Linked DNA regions of Homo sapiens: region 1 is linked to region 2. A link is a loop called in an ENCODE intact Hi-C map of the cell type or tissue named here. Cell type or tissue: PC-9. All regions are shown on one strand.

Region 1 (8,000 bases), 570 kb after region 2:
GGGAGTCTAAGTCTTTTTGTAGATCTCTAAGAACTTGCTTTATGAATCAGGGTGCTCCTTATTGGGTGCATATATATTTAGGATAGTTAGCTCTTGTTGCATTGATTCCTTTACCATTATGAAATGGCCTTCTTTGTCTCTTTTGATCTTTCTTGGTTTAAAGTCTGTTTTATCAGAGACCAGGATTGCAACCCCTGCTTTTTTTTGTTTTCCATTTCCTTGGTAGATCTTCCTCCATCCCTTTAGTTTGAGCCTATGTGTGTCTTTGCACATGAGATGGGTCTCCTGAATACAGGACACTGACGGGTCTTGACTCTTTATCCATTTTGACAGTCTGTGTCTTTTAATTGGGGCATTTAGCCCGTTTACATTTTGGGTTAATATTGTTATGTGTGAATTTGATCCTGTCATTATGATGCTAGCTGGTTATTTCACCCATTGATTAATGCAGTTTCTTCATAGCGTCGATGGTCTTTACAATTTGGCATGTTTTTACAGTGGCTGGTACCAGTTCTTCCTATCCATGTTTAGTGCTTCCTTCAGGAGCTCTTATAAGGCAGGCCTGGTGGAGACAAAATCTCTCAGCATTTGCTTGTCTGTAAAGGATTTTATTTCTCCTTCGCTTATGAAGCTTAGTTTGGCTGGATATGAAATTCTGGGTTGAAAATTCTTTTCTTTAAGGATGTTGAATATTGGCCCCCACTCTCTTCTTGCTTGTAGAGAGATCCACTGTTAGTCTGCAGAGAGATCCACTGTTAGTTTGATGGGCTTCCCTTTGTGGGTAACCCGACCTTTCTCTCTAGGTGCCTTTAACATTTTTTCCTTCATTTCAACCTTGGTGACTCTGAAGATTATGTGTGTTGGGGTTGCTCTTCTCAAGGAGTATCTTTGTGGTGTTCTCTATATTTTCTGAATTTGAATGTCAGCCTGTCATGCTACATTGGGGAAGTTCTGGACAATAGCCTGAGGAGTGTGTTCCAACTTGGTTCCACTCTCCCCATCACTTTCAGGTACACCAGTCAAATGTAGATTAAGTGTTTTCACATAGTCCCATATTTCTTGGTGGTTTTGATTGTTTGTTCTCACTCTTTTTTCTCTAATCTTGTCTTCTCACTTTATTTCATTAATTTGATCTTCAATCCCTGATATCCTTTCTTCCACTTGATTGAATCGGCTATTGAAGCTTATATGTGCTTCACAAAGTTCTTGTACTGTGGCTTTCAGCTCCATCAGGTCATTTAAGCTCTTCTCTACACTGGTTATTCTAGGTAGCCATTCCTCTAACCTTTTTTCAATGTTTTTAGCTTCCTTGCAGTAGGTTAGAACATGCTCCTTTAGCTCAGAGGTTTGTTATTTCCGACCTTCTGAAGCCTACTTCTGTCAACTTATCAAACTCATTTTCCATCCAGTTTTGTTCCCTTGCTGGCAAAGAATTGTGTTCTTTTGAAGGAGAAGAGACATTCTGGTTTTTGGAATTTTCAGCCTTTCTGCTCTGGTTTCTCCCCATCTTTGTCATTTTATCTACCTTTGGTCTTTGATGGTGGTGACCTACAAATGGGGTTTTGGTGTGGATGTGCTTATTGTTGATGTTGATGCTATTCCTTTCTGTTTGTTAGTTTTCCTTCTAACAGACAGGCCTCACAGCTGCAGGTCTGCTGGAGTTTGCTGGAGGTCCACTCCAGACCCTGTTTGCCTGGGTATCACCAGCAGAGGCTGCAGAACAGCAAATATTGCTGCCTGACCCTTCCTCTGGAAGCTTTGTCCCAGAGGGGCACCTGCCTGTATGAGGTGTCTGTTCACCCCTACTGGGAGGTGTCTCCCTGTCAGGCTACATGGGGGTAAGGGACCCACTTGAGGAGGCAATCTGTCCATTATCGGAGCTCAAACATCATGCTGGGAGACTGCTCTCCTCAGAGCTGTCAGGCAGGGATGTTTAAGTGGAGAAGCTGTCTGCTGCCTTTTGTTCAGATATGCCCTGCTCCCAGAGATGGAATCTAGAGAGGCAGTAGGCCTTGCTGATCTGCAGTGAGCTCTGCCCAGTTTGAGCTTCCCTGCCACTTTGTTTACACTGTGAGCATAGAGCCACCTACTCAAGCCTCAACAATGGTAGACACCCCTCCCACCACCAAGTTCCCATATCCCAGGTTGATCTCAGACTGCTGCGCTAGCAGTGAGTAAGGCTCCATGGGCATGGGACCTGCCATGCCAGGCACAGGAGGGGATCTCCTGGTCTGGTGGTTGTGAAGACCATGGGAAAAGTGCAGTATTTGGGAAGGAGTGTACTGCCTCTCCAGGTACAGTCACTTATGGCTTCCCTTGGCTAGGAAAGGGAAATCCCCCGACCCCTTGCACTTCCTGGGTGAGGTGATGTCCCGCCCTGCTTTGGCTCACCCTCCGTGGGCTGCACCCACCGTCCAGCCAGTTCCAATGAGATGAACCAGGTACCTCAGTTGGAAATGCAGAAATCACCCATCTTCTGCATTGATTTCACTGGGAGCTGTAGATCGGAGCTGTTCCTATTCAGCCATCTTGGAAGTGACCTCCCCATATTGCATTTTAATATCTGATCATTTGTCTTTTTCCTCCAGTGGACTATAGGCAGCTTGAAGTTGGGGACTGTGTCTTTCATTAGGCACTAGAACATTATACAACCTCATAAGAGGAACTTTTAAAAATAAGTGCATCAATGGTTGTATGTGTCTTACAGTAGCCAAAGAAAACAATATTATGCCTCAAAGTCCTTCTCTATAAAATGAGAGGGTTGAACTGCATGATTGCCAAGATCTATAGATCTAAAGGTCATCATTTGTCTCAGATACTTGATATATTCAAATAATTTAGAACTGCCTGAAGCTTTCCCAAGAATCCATCCACTGTTGATTCAAGTACTTTATTAACAGAGGACAGAATCTGAGATCCTGGAGATCAGAGTCTCCATTAGAAGCACTGGAAAATTCCAAGCCTATCAGAGATGAAGGGATGGAGATTCTTTTGGGAGTCTGCAGCTTCATCTTTGATAATAAATCATTCTACATGAAAGAAGCCAGAAACGAAACATTGCATATGGTATTACTCCATTTACATGAAATATCCAGAATAGGTAAATCCATGGAGACAGAAAGCAGTTTGGTGGTTGCCAGGGGCTTGGGAGAGACAGGAATGGAGAGTGACTGCTGAAAGGATAGGGGGTCTTCCTCAGGGGTGATGAAATTGGTCAGGAACTGGATAGTGATGATGGTTGCAAAACATTGTGAATGTGCTAAATGCTACTGAATTGTACACTTCAAAATGGTTAATTCTATTAGCATGCACAGTGATGAATACCTGTAGTCCCAGCTATTTGGGAGGCTGAGGCAGGAGGATCACTTGAGCCTGGGAGGTTGAGGCTGCAGTGAACCATGATTGCGCCACCGCACTCCAGCCTGGGTGACAGAGCAAGACCCTGTCTCGAAAAAAAAGTTAATATTATGTTATGTGAATTTCACCTCAGTAAAAAAAAGTCACTGACAACCTTGAACTGGGCCAAGATTTATACTAAACTTCATTCTCTAAAATTACAAATAGTATAGTGTTAACTGACTGCAGAAACTTGATGAAGGGTCTGCTTAAGTATCTTATTTGTATTGGGTCTATAGTTCCAACAGTCTCTTTTCCAATGGGCTTTAAATGAATAATGTTCATCATTGTCATAATAATAGCTAACATTTATTGTGTTTACTATATTCTGGATACTCTACTAATCTTTCTGAAGGTATTAACTCAATTAATTCTCATAACAACATTATGAGGTTGGTACTGTTATCATTCTAATTTTACAGTAACCCAAGTTTACCCACCAGAGCAATAAGTGGCAGGCTGAATTCAAAACTCTAATCTCACTGATCGAAAGCCTATGCTTCTTGTTAATAATGCCAAGGACACAAATGACACAGTTCATGGTAGTACATGCAACTGATTTAAAGAGACCTTGTTTGATAAGATAAGCAAGACGTTTACATATTTTTCTAATTGCAGAGATATACCTGTCTAGTTTTCAAGTGAATGAGCGCAATGACAGGGTCTTGCTGGTAAACAGCAACCTTGGTGGAGGAGATGCCAAACAGACTTGACCCGGTTAAAGGAGGCAAAGTCAGAGTCAGAGTGAGCCTTATAAGCTTTCAATGTCTGGAGAAATACCATGAGAAATCTACTGACACCTTCTTCAATCAGACTTTCTCTTGGTACAGATGCTGTGTACCCAGGTCTCTATGTTCCTTCTCAAAAGGTGTTATCTCTAGAAAGGATAGGTGGTACTCTCTTCACAAAGGAGTCCTTGCAAGATCAGCTATGTGAGCATTATAATGTTAAAGGAGTTTTGGCTAATTTGGTAATTCTGGCAAAACATCTCATGAAAAAATATTGTGAGCAAAGCCTGTATTGATTATTGAAATGTCATGCTATGCTTCATTTATTCACTTATCCAGTTATATGTTCTAAAGTATCCTAAGGCATATATCCTCAATTTTTCTGAGTATGATGCAACTCTTGGATCTCAGTGCCCTGTCAAGAATCCAGATCATCATGTCAGGTGATGTGACCCTACCGCATAAGTTCCAGGCTTCCATCCATCAGCATTTGAATAGCATGCTCTTTTAAGGTAGGCCTTTCCTCATTCAAAATCAACACTCCCTATCTTTAACTCTGTGACTCGCCACATCCTCTGAAAAAGGTTAAGATGCCTGAAACTGATCTGCAGATATTATGGAACATGCGTTCCTTGTGTTCAGCTGCCTCTGTTGTCCAGAGTTTCTGCCTAGGTTAGGGACAATATTTAAGAAGCACATAGCCTCACTAGTTCAGGCCCTTCTTGTTGTTGTTGTTGTTGAGACAGGGTCCTACTCTGCTACACAGTCTGGAGTGCAGTGGCATGAACACAGCTCACGGCAGCCTCAACCTCCTTGGCTCATATGATCCTCCCACCTCAGCCTCCCAAGTAGCTGGGACTACAGGTGCTCATCACCATGCCTGGCTAATTTTTTTGGTATTTTTTGTAGAGATGAGGTTTCACCACATTACCCTGGCTGGTCTCCAAACTCTTGGTCTCAAGCCATCCACCCGCCTCAGCCTCCAAAACTGCTAGGATTACAAATGTAAGCCACCATGCCTGTCAAGGAGCCCTTCCTAAATGTCAGATTTTAATTGCTCAAGAGGCAGTATCAGAGGATACGATTGTGAACTCCATAAACCAGGTGATCCCTCGGCATCTCATCTAACCGTCCCTGACCTGTAGAATTGAAACAGAGAACAGGGCTCTGCCAGGTAGAGTGCAGTGCCCTCGCCAGGGGCTGAATTTATTTTGTGTTTCAGTTAGTAAATAGCACCTCTCAACGAGCTTCAGAATTGCTTTACAACTGCCTACTTGGCCTCTCCACTTGGATGTTTAGGCCATCTCAAACTCAATATGTTCAACACTGAGCACTGGATTTACTACCTTCCTCCCAAACTTTTCCAATCTCAGTAAATGGCTCCATCGTTCACCTATTGCTCAGGCTAAAAACCTGGGGGTGACTTTGAATCTTCTCTTTCCCTCACACCCAAAGCATCATCATATTTTTCTAATGCAGAAATATACCTGTCTAGTTTTCAAGTGAATGAGTGCAATGATGGGGTCTTGCTGGTGAACAGCAACCTTGGTGGAGGAGATGCCACAAGACTTGACCCAATTAAAGGAAACAAAGTCAGAGTGAGCCTCTTGTTTCTATTTATAAAATATATCCCAACCCTGACAGTTCCTATCCTCTCTTACTTTGGCTACTCTAACAGCCTTCCTGCTTCTCTCCCTGCTTTCCTGCTTCTCTCCCTGCACTCTTATGTCTATTATTTAATCAGAGGCCAGAGTAATCTTTATAAAACATAAAACAGATCATGCCATTCTCCTGCTGAAATCCTCCAGCGATTTCTCATCACATTTACAAGACATTCACAACTGTGAAATATAGCTTATCAGGCTCTGCATACCTTTGTGACGTCACAAGTACTGCTTTTTTCCTGAGTCTATTTTAACTTGACTGGCCCTCTTGCTATTCTTCAAACTCATCAAGCTCATTTCCATCTCAGGGCCATAACATCTGCTGTTCTTTCCACCTGGAACATCACTCTTCCGCAGATGTTTTCATGGCTCACTACCTTACTGTTTTCAGGGCTCTATTTAAATGTTACTTTTTCAGGAAGGCCATCCCTGTCCACCTTATCTAAACTAGCCTCCCCTCCATTTTCTATCCCTTTACCATGTTTTATTTTTATTCATAGCATATATAACTTCTGATATATTTAAGTATGTGTCCAATGAATGAATGACTTCCTAATAGTGCTAGAAAGTGAATTTTCACCACCTAATGTTGTGCAACTTTATATATAAAGGCATTGCATCTTTTCCCTCTGAATATACTCCCTCAAAACATACTTTCCTCCGGCAGTAAAGAGATTTTCTTAATGATGTTGAAACTGAGTCCAAACTAATCACATCAATATATACAATTTCAAGAACATGAAAGTGCCCAAACACCAGCAAAGATCTCAGAAGAAATCAGTGTAACAGCACTGAATCACAGGTTCCCATTGCATGCAAACATCTTTCCCCTGCAGCGGTGGGACTGCAAAATGTTACATGTGATAAAGATCAAAGGCTGTCACAGAGAACTGGGTGGAGTAGGCAAGGACTTCAGGACTGAGTTATACAATTGAAAGTGTTAGGATGTTTTCAAATTCTGACCTAGGACCTGACCTCAATGAGAATAAGGGGGCTGAATTCTTCGGACTTGCTTTATTTCACTCAGTCCATTTCCTAGTACAACAACATAGTAATGAGCCACACACCACAGCCAGGGCTAACAGCTCTTTCAGTACTGCCTGTTTCTGAGTTGAGCATTTACAGAGTGAGAAAATAGAGAAGAAAAAAGTAAATGATTGGGAGATGGAAAAGGGAAAGAGAGTGGCAAAATGGGGAAGGAAGAGCAGGAGAGAAAGAAGGAGAAACTTGATGGGCCGGGACAGAGCAGCAGAGAAGGGTCAGCATGTGAGTGATTCTATCTGAACACCTCCCTGGTGCTGGCGCTGCAGTCAGGCTTTGGCTGGTAACGGGTATGTTGAGAAACGAAAAGCTTCACACACAGGGCTCTGCCCTGTGTGGTCTCTCTTTTGTTTCCTCTCCCTTGTCGCTCTTATTTCTCCTCTCCTTTCTTTATTTCCTCTGCATATTCCTTGTCCCTGTGCTTTCCTCCTGACAAACACCCTGTCTTACCATCATTTGCAATGGACACATTTATTGCCTGCAAAGGAGACACTAGATTTTCTTGGGCCCTGGGAAAATATATGAACAGACATAGGGACATCTGTACCTGTGAAGCAGCTTTGCTGAAGCAGCGGCTGCTCTTCTCTAATCCCAGCTGATTGGGACATCCAAATCATTTCCTCATACTGTAATCGGGTTGCGAACTTGCCACAAGGACCTTTCCCCTGGAGGCTTAGTTCCCTTTTCTGTCCCAGACGGATCACTTTGATATGGAAGGGGGGTGGGGAAGTGCTGGGAAGGGAAGGGCAGGTCCCCGGCTAGGGCTCTGCCTACCTGCCGGTGGTCACAAACCTTGGTGAGGACAGGCACGCCTGCCTTCGTGCCCAAATGTTGCATTTCCCAAGACCACGCTGGCCCACCATGCCCCCGTCCTGTGCCTATAATCTGTGTGACCTGGAGGTTCTCAGGCTTATTGTGTGATGGAGTGTCTGCCCATTCTCTAGAAATGGAGTAGGAAGAAGTCACTCTCCCCTGCTCTGGGGCCTGTAAAAATGAGGTGGGAAGCTTAGGAAGAGCCCTAAAATAGTCAAGAGGAATGTGAAAGATGAGGCCCAGGACAAGACCATAGCAGGCAGGCACACAAGCCGCTGGACGTCGAGAGGAACACGTTGTTTGAAGAAGACACAAGCAGCTGGACTGCGAGAGGACGTGGAGGGGAGCATGCTGGTGG
Region 2 (8,000 bases):
ATGGCCAAATAAACAATGTAATTATCAATCCTATTAGTAATTAGAGAAAAGTAAATGAAGATGACAATGAGACACCATTTTAAAATACTAGGTTGGCAAAAATCAGACATTTGATAATACCAAGGTAGGAGAGATTATGGATCAATGGAGCGCTTATACATTAATGATGGAAATATTCCTTTGTATGTCCACTTTGAAAAACAATTTGGCATTATCCTGTAAAGGTGAATATTCTCATACTCAACAACTCAGCAATGTGACTCCTAGGGATGTTTCCTAGAGGAGCTTGTACTTGCACAAGAATGTGTGTAGTAGCATTATTTGCAATAGGAAAAACTAGAAATAACCAAAGTGTTTCATTAGCAGGAAACCAGATAAACTGTAGTATATCACAGATATTATTCAGCAGTGAAATAGAATAAACTATAGCTACAGTGATATGACAATATATATAAACCCTAGAAACAAAATGTGACTTTAGAAAGCAAGTCCCAAGAAAACAACACACAGCTCAAAATAAAGCAAAACTAAATCATATATAGTTTATGAAAACATATATATAACACTATAATCTAAAAAAGCATAATTCAGGAAAATAACTGTCAGGGGAAGAAGGGGAATGGCACAAGGGAAAACATAGGTAAATGGAAGTTAGAAATACTGGTGCTTGAGTTCTTAATTGTTCATTATATCACTATGCTTTATAACTTAATGTTACATATACGTGTGTGTGTGTATATATTATTTCATATGTATCACAATTTATTTAAAAATATAAAACAGTTAAAAACAAACAAACAAAACCTCTTTGCTTATTTAGTGAAGGAATTGGAGCTTGAAGTCATGTCCCAGCCCAATTCTTTCCATTAGACTTAAAATACAATCTAATCATGTCAATGACAAGCTTAAAAATTTTTTAATGATGCCACAGCACTATGGATAAAAGAACAAATGCCCAAGCATGCTGAATAAAATATGACATTCATAATTTGAATTTCTCCAGTCTCTTTTACCATTCTCATATATGTATGCATTCTAGACAACATTAAATATTTCAGTTTCTTGAATGCAAAATATTTTTTATACCCTAGTATTTCTAACAATCAGTAACTTTATAATAAAATTATAGTAAAAATCGTAAACATTTTTTCTTGAGGTGGGATTTTGCTCTGTTGTCCAGGCTGGAGTTCAGTGGCATGAGCATAGCTCACCGCATCCTTGAACTCCTGGGCTCAAGCAATCCTCCTGCCTCAGTCTCCCAAGTACCTAAGACTACAGGTGCACACTACCACGCCTTGCTAATTACTTTATTTTTTGTTGAGATGTAGGCCTTGCTATGTTGCCTAGGCTAGTCTAGAACTCCTGTGTTCAAGTGATACTCCCACCTTCATCTCCCAAAGTGCTGGGATTACAGGAATGAGCCACTACACCTGGCTCAAAACTAGTAAAATATTTTAGCAGTAGAAACTTAAAGTAGATAATTACAAATGGCTTTTCCTTCCAAAAGTGCTGCCTCAGTTTCTTCAATTGCAAAGTGAGGGTGACATCCTTTACCTCATATATTTGATGTGAGGATTGAATAAGGTAGTATAGGACACAGCACTCACTGACAGGGAGTGTAGTTTAGGCAAAGCTTATAATATGAATAAAGTTATCACTTTAAAAGTTGTATCAATACAGTCAAACTGAAGGGAAAGAGCTGGCTAATTTTTATAACCAATTACAGTATAATGCCATTTAAATATAATTTGGACTCACATCCAACAAAAAGAAACAATGTCTCCCCCTACATTCTGCCAAGGCTTCCTATGATAAATCTTTAAGAATGTTATATCATTCTTCACCTGTAGGTTTAGGTTTACCTTTTATAATTAAATTAGGCACTCTACCTTCAAGTGTTTTATTTTGACACTGGTAGAACACACAGAGCTATTTTTCTGTAAAAATTTGGCAAAACAGTAAGGTTTTACATTGTTAAAGGGATTCTTAACCTCAGCATTCATAGTAAAATAATGGAAACATAATTTCCAATACACCTGAGGGTTTAATTGAGGTATAGACTCAGTTTGTTCAGATTAATCTCACGAAATGACGAAGTTTTAAAGCCTAAAGCCAACAATTTATAAAAACCATGGATTGTTTCTTATGGAAGTAACTCGGTTTATTCAGAAATCAGTATTTCACATATACAGAGGTTATAGATATGTATAGAGCCCTAATTGTTTCCTGTGGTGCAATGAAGAGCCACAAAGGACAGGGGTTGAAGTAGGTCATGCAGAAAACTTGCCTTTAGAAATCTGTTCCTTTTATGATTTTAAAGAGATTAAGAAGCCCCTTTAAAAATTTTTGATCTAGCACAGAACTGAAATATATGATACTTTCCATGTGAATTGGGAAGGAATAACAAAAATCTTTTGTACAAATCTGATTTTAGGCAAGCCAAATTTGGACACTCTGAAAAGAGATTTTGAATAATACCACAATAATTCCTTTTATAGTTTTGTCAAGGGTTTTTACTTATGTTTTTTCATTTATCTTTTCAATTACCATATAAGGTAACTATAAAGAAAAATGGCTCAGAAAAATCTTCAAACTGGCAAGTAACCTGCTGCTGTAAACATCCACAGGAATGTGGCAGGCAGTGTTCCCTTTCTCTCTTTCAAAGAGCACAGCCTTAGGGCTTAGGCGTTTGTCTTTCTATCAAACATCGGCAACAAAATTTCTTAAAGATCTTATGCTCCGTAGTACCTGCCCTTCACTCTCTCCCACACACATAAGACACAAAGCGCACACAATTAGACTTTCAAAGCAACTTTACTAATGTGTATGAAGATCTCAGATGCATAAACTATATAAATTAAGCTCGTTAAATCTAGTGTTGTCACTCACTTCAGCTTGGAATTAATGAACACCAATCAGACTCCAAAAAGTGTCAAAATGTTCTTTTCTAGATAATGCACATTTTTAACACTAGCCTGAGAGAAGCTCTCCCAGTTTGAAACAAACTGTTTTAGCAACTGCCTAATATCAACTGAATAGCTTTCTTGCCTTCTAATCATACATGGACAAGTAAAGTAACTGTTTTAAATCACTATTATTAGGAACCAAGTTTTTCACTCTAAAAGAAATAAAAATCCTTATAATGTTAAATATGAATTGGAACTATCTGTGTGAACTCATGATACATAACTATGTATTTTTCCTGGCTCTATCCATTGAAGCAATGACATCCCAAAAGTAATGAATTTACCAGATCTTAGTTTCTAATACCATTTCCTATTAAAAGAAACTATAGCTTCTTAGAAAAACAATTGATTCCAGGTCTGAGACAGAAAAAAAGTACAAGTGAACTTGCCTGTTGCACCAAAAAGACAAATGAGGCCATGCCATGAAGTACTTGAAGGGTTTCCACTGGCAAAATTTGAGAGAACTAGAGCATCAAAAAGATTATTATCAAAAAGATTAGCATCTTTATTGATGCTACACTATAATTTATTATAGCATATTGAATTAAAAAGAAAATCCATAAGATCATAATGATCTCAAAAAGGGGTGGAAAGAGAAAGAAATAAAGAACAGGAGAAAAAGGAAAAGCTCTTCTTTACATAAGAATACTGGCTAACTAATGTAGGAAGAAATCATGTAATTAAAATTTCACTATTTTTCAATTCTCAATGTAATTATTCAATTTATGCAGGGATCATCAATGAATACTAAAATCACTGGTGAAAAGTTTTTGGGAAACAGTCCACAGTCTGAAAACATCACCCCATAGATTACCACTACTTACAAAGAGAAAAAATAAACCTTTATAATGGAGAGATGGGGTAATCACCACTTTAATCAAGTAATGAAAGTTATCACAAATGATAGACAATTTGCATTATGTGCCTCCTAATTTGATGCAACAATAAAGTATGAATTCACCTATGAATTGGTTAGCCATACAATTTATCAGCTAAAAGGTTCATTTCTGAGAGTAAAATTACATGTTATTAATAATTATACCCAAACGATAGATATAAACTAGACATAGACAACCCTGGATTTATCCTTACCTGTAAGTATCCTAGGCAACATATTTAGACTGAAACTAATCACAATGAAACATTCAGACAATTGACCTGTCCTCTTCACAAAAGTCTAAGTCATGAAAAATAAAAACAGGACTACTCTAGATTAAAAGAGACTAAAGATACATAATAATGAAATAAACCGTGACGAGTTTAAATGCTATATGGGGGGAAGCTACAAAAGGTATTTTTGGGTCAGTTAGGGAAATTTGAATATGGACAGTATATTAGATGATATTATGTAATTTTCATTAATTTTCTTAGGAGTGATAATGGTACTGTATTTATTATACAGGAGAACATCCTTTTTTTTTTTTTTTACACAAGTGTCATAGCAACTTTATTTGAAATAGTAGAAAATGGGAAACAACCAGTGTAAATGTCCATCAACAGATAAATAGATAACACTAATTGTAGCATATCCATACAACGAAATACTACTTGGCAATAAATGTATGACCTATTGATACATGCTACAACAAAAATGAGTGTCAAGTTATTTATTTTGTGTGAGAAAGCCAAACCAAAAAAAGGAAAAGAGTACATACTATATGATTCAATTTCTATAATATCCCAGAAAATGCATCTAATCTATAATGATTAGATATAGATCATTGATTAGAGATGGGGTTGGAGAGTGTGGAAGTGTGCTGTGGGGAAAGCTGGATGAGAAAGATTATAAAAGGTCAGGCAGAAACTTTGGCAGGGGATGGACAGGTTCATTTCCTAACTTGTAGTGATGGTCTCACAGCTGTACACATATGAGAAAACTTTAATACTCTGGAAACATGTAGTTTACTACATGTTAATTCTTACTCAAAAAAGTTATTTTTAAAAACTGTAAGGAAGGCTGCGCGTGGTGGCTCACACCTGTAATCCCAGCACTTTGGGAGGCCAGGGCAGGCAGATCACCTGAGGTCAGGAGTTAGAGACCAGCCTGGCCAATATGGTGAAACCCGTCTCTATGAAAATACAAAAAAATTAGCCAGGCGTGGTGATGGTGTGCCTGTAATCCCAGCTACTAGCGAGGCTGAGGCAGGAGAATCGCCTGACCCCAGGAGGCAGAGGTTGCAGTGAGCTGAGATTGCACCACTGCTAGCCTGGGTAACAGAGCAAGACTCCCTCTCAAAAACAAACAAACAAACAACAACAAGAACAACAAAAAACCTGTAAGGCAAAAAACAAAAAAAACAAAATAGAAGATCTAACTTCTTAGTAAATGTATTCACCATTAGGGTGTTTATAAAAGAGATGTCATTCTTTATTAATATAGGAGAATATTCTTATTCTTAGAAAATGTACACTTAGGCTGGACGTGGTAGCTCATGCCTATAATCCCAGCACTTTGGGAGGCCAAGGCAGGAGGATCACCTGAGGTCAGGAGTTTGAGACCAGCCTGGCCAACATGATGAATCCCCGTCTCTACTAATAATACAAAATTTAGGCAGGTGTGGTGGTGGGCGCCTGTAATCCCAGCTACCTGGGAGGCTGAGGTGGGAGGATCACTTGAACCCAGGAGGAGGAGGTTGCAGTGAGCCAAGATTGTGCCATTGCACTCCAGCCTGGGCAACAGAGTGGGACTGTCTCAAGAAAAAAAAGGAAAATGTACACTTAATATTTAAGGGTGAAGTGTTACAAAGCCTGAAACTTACTTTCAATTGATCAACCAAAAAATATATAATATATAAATACACACTCACATATATAATAAAAAGAGAGAAATAAAGTAAATATGGCAAAATGTATAGGTATTCAGTGTAACTCCTCTTTCAAATTATCTGTAAGTTTGAAGTTTTTTCAAAATAAGTCTGAGGGAGGAGCAGTCCAAAAAAACATTTTTTTTTTACCTTGAAGTCGCTCATCAGTGAATATTTTGTTTGTTTGGTTCCAGGTGCTATCTATAAATATAATTTTTTTCAGTGTTGTGCCTTTGCACTTGCTGTCATTCAAATCACAGAACTCTTGTTCTTCAGTTCTTTTGCGTTTAAAAGATGGCTTGTCAGGGTCATCATTTTTGCCTCTAACATTATTTTGAATCCTTTTTTGCAGATGAAAAGAAATATCTTTTATTGAGATAGACTGAGGTCCAGGAAAAATGAGTGCAACCTAAAACAAAGAAAATTGGGTTAGCAGTGTGCTACTATGATCTTCAAAATATATAAATTTTGATTGACTTAAAATTTTAAGAAAGATATGTTGAATATCTGAGAAATAAGCATTAGGTTGGTTCTATTGTATATGGTTCTTTAATATGTATGGTAAAGTTTTTGGCTCTCCCCTAGTAATTTATAATCATAATATAATAATTAAAACTATTATTTCAAAATAAGTTATTCACTGACTGATAGATGCCAAGTTAGTCATACTTGAAATAAAAAGACTAAATTATATAATTTTTCATAAGATAAAAAGCAAAGTACATGATACTTCGTAAAAGAACCACTGAAAACTGTTCAATGATTAAATGCCATTTTCATCTATATCATAAGCCAAAGATAAAACAAATGATACAGTGAATGCTGGTGAGGAAATGGTGGTCTGAGAGCAGGATTAAATAGCATAACTCTTCATGGAAGCAATTTGACCATTTAAATCAAGAGTCTTAAAATATTCATACCCTTTGGTTCAACGATCTCATTATGTGAATGTAATAAAATAATCCTAAACACAGACACTTACAATATCTAAGTATATTTATTACAGTGAAAAATTAAAATGAAAAAATCTAACCTTCCAGGAAAAATTACATAAATATGATACCACTTTTCTTTCCGCACATTTTTACTGAGATTTATATTGTTAGAGCTTCCAATGTCTGAACAGCTCCTGGCACAAAGCAGGCACCAAGTAAATATTTGTTAAATGAATAAATGTTGGAGAATCAAGGGAATTTTATCCCCATATGTTTCTCTATTTCCCAAATTTTCTTCAATGAGCACACAAATTTTTAAAATAAAAAGATAAAAACAAAATCACAATAAAATAAAATTATGAAACAAAAAATCTTGGCCGGGCACAGTGGCTCATACCTGTAATCCCGGCACTTTGGGAGGCCAAGGTGAGAGGATCACTTGAGCCCTAGGAGTTCGAGACCAGTCTGGGCAACATAGTGAGACCTGTCTCTACAAAGAATAAAAATATTAGCTGGAAGTAGTGGCGCACACCCATGGCCTCAGCTACTCGGGAGCCTGAGGTATGGGGATTGCTTGGGCCCAGAAATTTAAGGCTGCAGCAAGCTGTGATCATGCCAATGCATTCCAACCTGAGCAACAGAGCACGACTCTTAAAAAGCAAAAACCTTGAATTTTATACATTTCAAAGTTGTAAAAGTTTTTAAATATTCATAATACATGTCTATATTTCCCCCTATATCCAGTTAGCAAAGTCCAGGGCTTCTGAATTTTCTTAAATTATAAGCGTATCACATCTCCTTACAGAACATAGCACTACATTCTATTTAATCAACATAAATGGAGTCTAGCTGACCAGAGAAAGAAACATTTTCCTAGATCCAAAACTCAAATATTATTTACAAACATAATTTTTTATATAAACTCAACCAAAAAAATACATATATATATATATATATATAGATATAGATATAAATAGGAAAGTAAAAATTTACCAAGTTCTTCCTGGAACAAATGAATGCACTAATTTTTAATTTTGTTTCTATACTAGCCACACCAACAAATGGCCTCCAAGAGACCAAAAGGCTTTTACATGCTTCTTTCAGTACCCAAGGCCTTAATTTTTTGAGACACATTGTAAAATTACTTTTCAGCAAGAAGACCCATAATTTCTCACCAATGTGACAATTGCAACTGGGTGAAAACCAATTAAGAATCTAAAAATGAGCAAGGAAGGCCTCTGAGCAGCCAAAAGAAATGTTATAAAGGCTATGCACTAAAGCTCTTAATTTAGGAG

What was found. Hi-C counts contacts between places; a loop is a spot of excess contacts. Peaks named below come from ENCODE experiments on the same cell type or tissue, not always from the same donor. Only the 100,000 strongest peaks of a DNase experiment are listed, where the experiment ranks them.
Region 1: it touches region 2 in a loop (15-fold over the local background); 3 of 110 quality-filtered maps call a loop at or near these places.

What each region holds. Positions count from the first base shown.
Region 1 is chr15:49,063,092-49,071,091 of GRCh38, reverse strand. No RefSeq gene overlaps it. Among named protein-coding and RNA genes, the nearest start is that of SECISBP2L, 21 kb to the right of the region's middle. RefSeq lists an enhancer at 4,993-5,493. In PC-9, no CTCF peak of the experiment used is centred here; no DNase peak of the experiment used is centred here; H3K27me3 peaks cover 801 bases.
Region 2 is chr15:49,632,715-49,640,714 of GRCh38, reverse strand. It overlaps DTWD1 (DTW motif tRNA-uridine aminocarboxypropyltransferase 1), which reads right to left. Exons shown (of 5, transcript NM_001144955.2): 4 at 5,921-6,179. Among named protein-coding and RNA genes, the nearest start is that of DTWD1, 16 kb to the right of the region's middle. In PC-9, no CTCF peak of the experiment used is centred here; no DNase peak of the experiment used is centred here.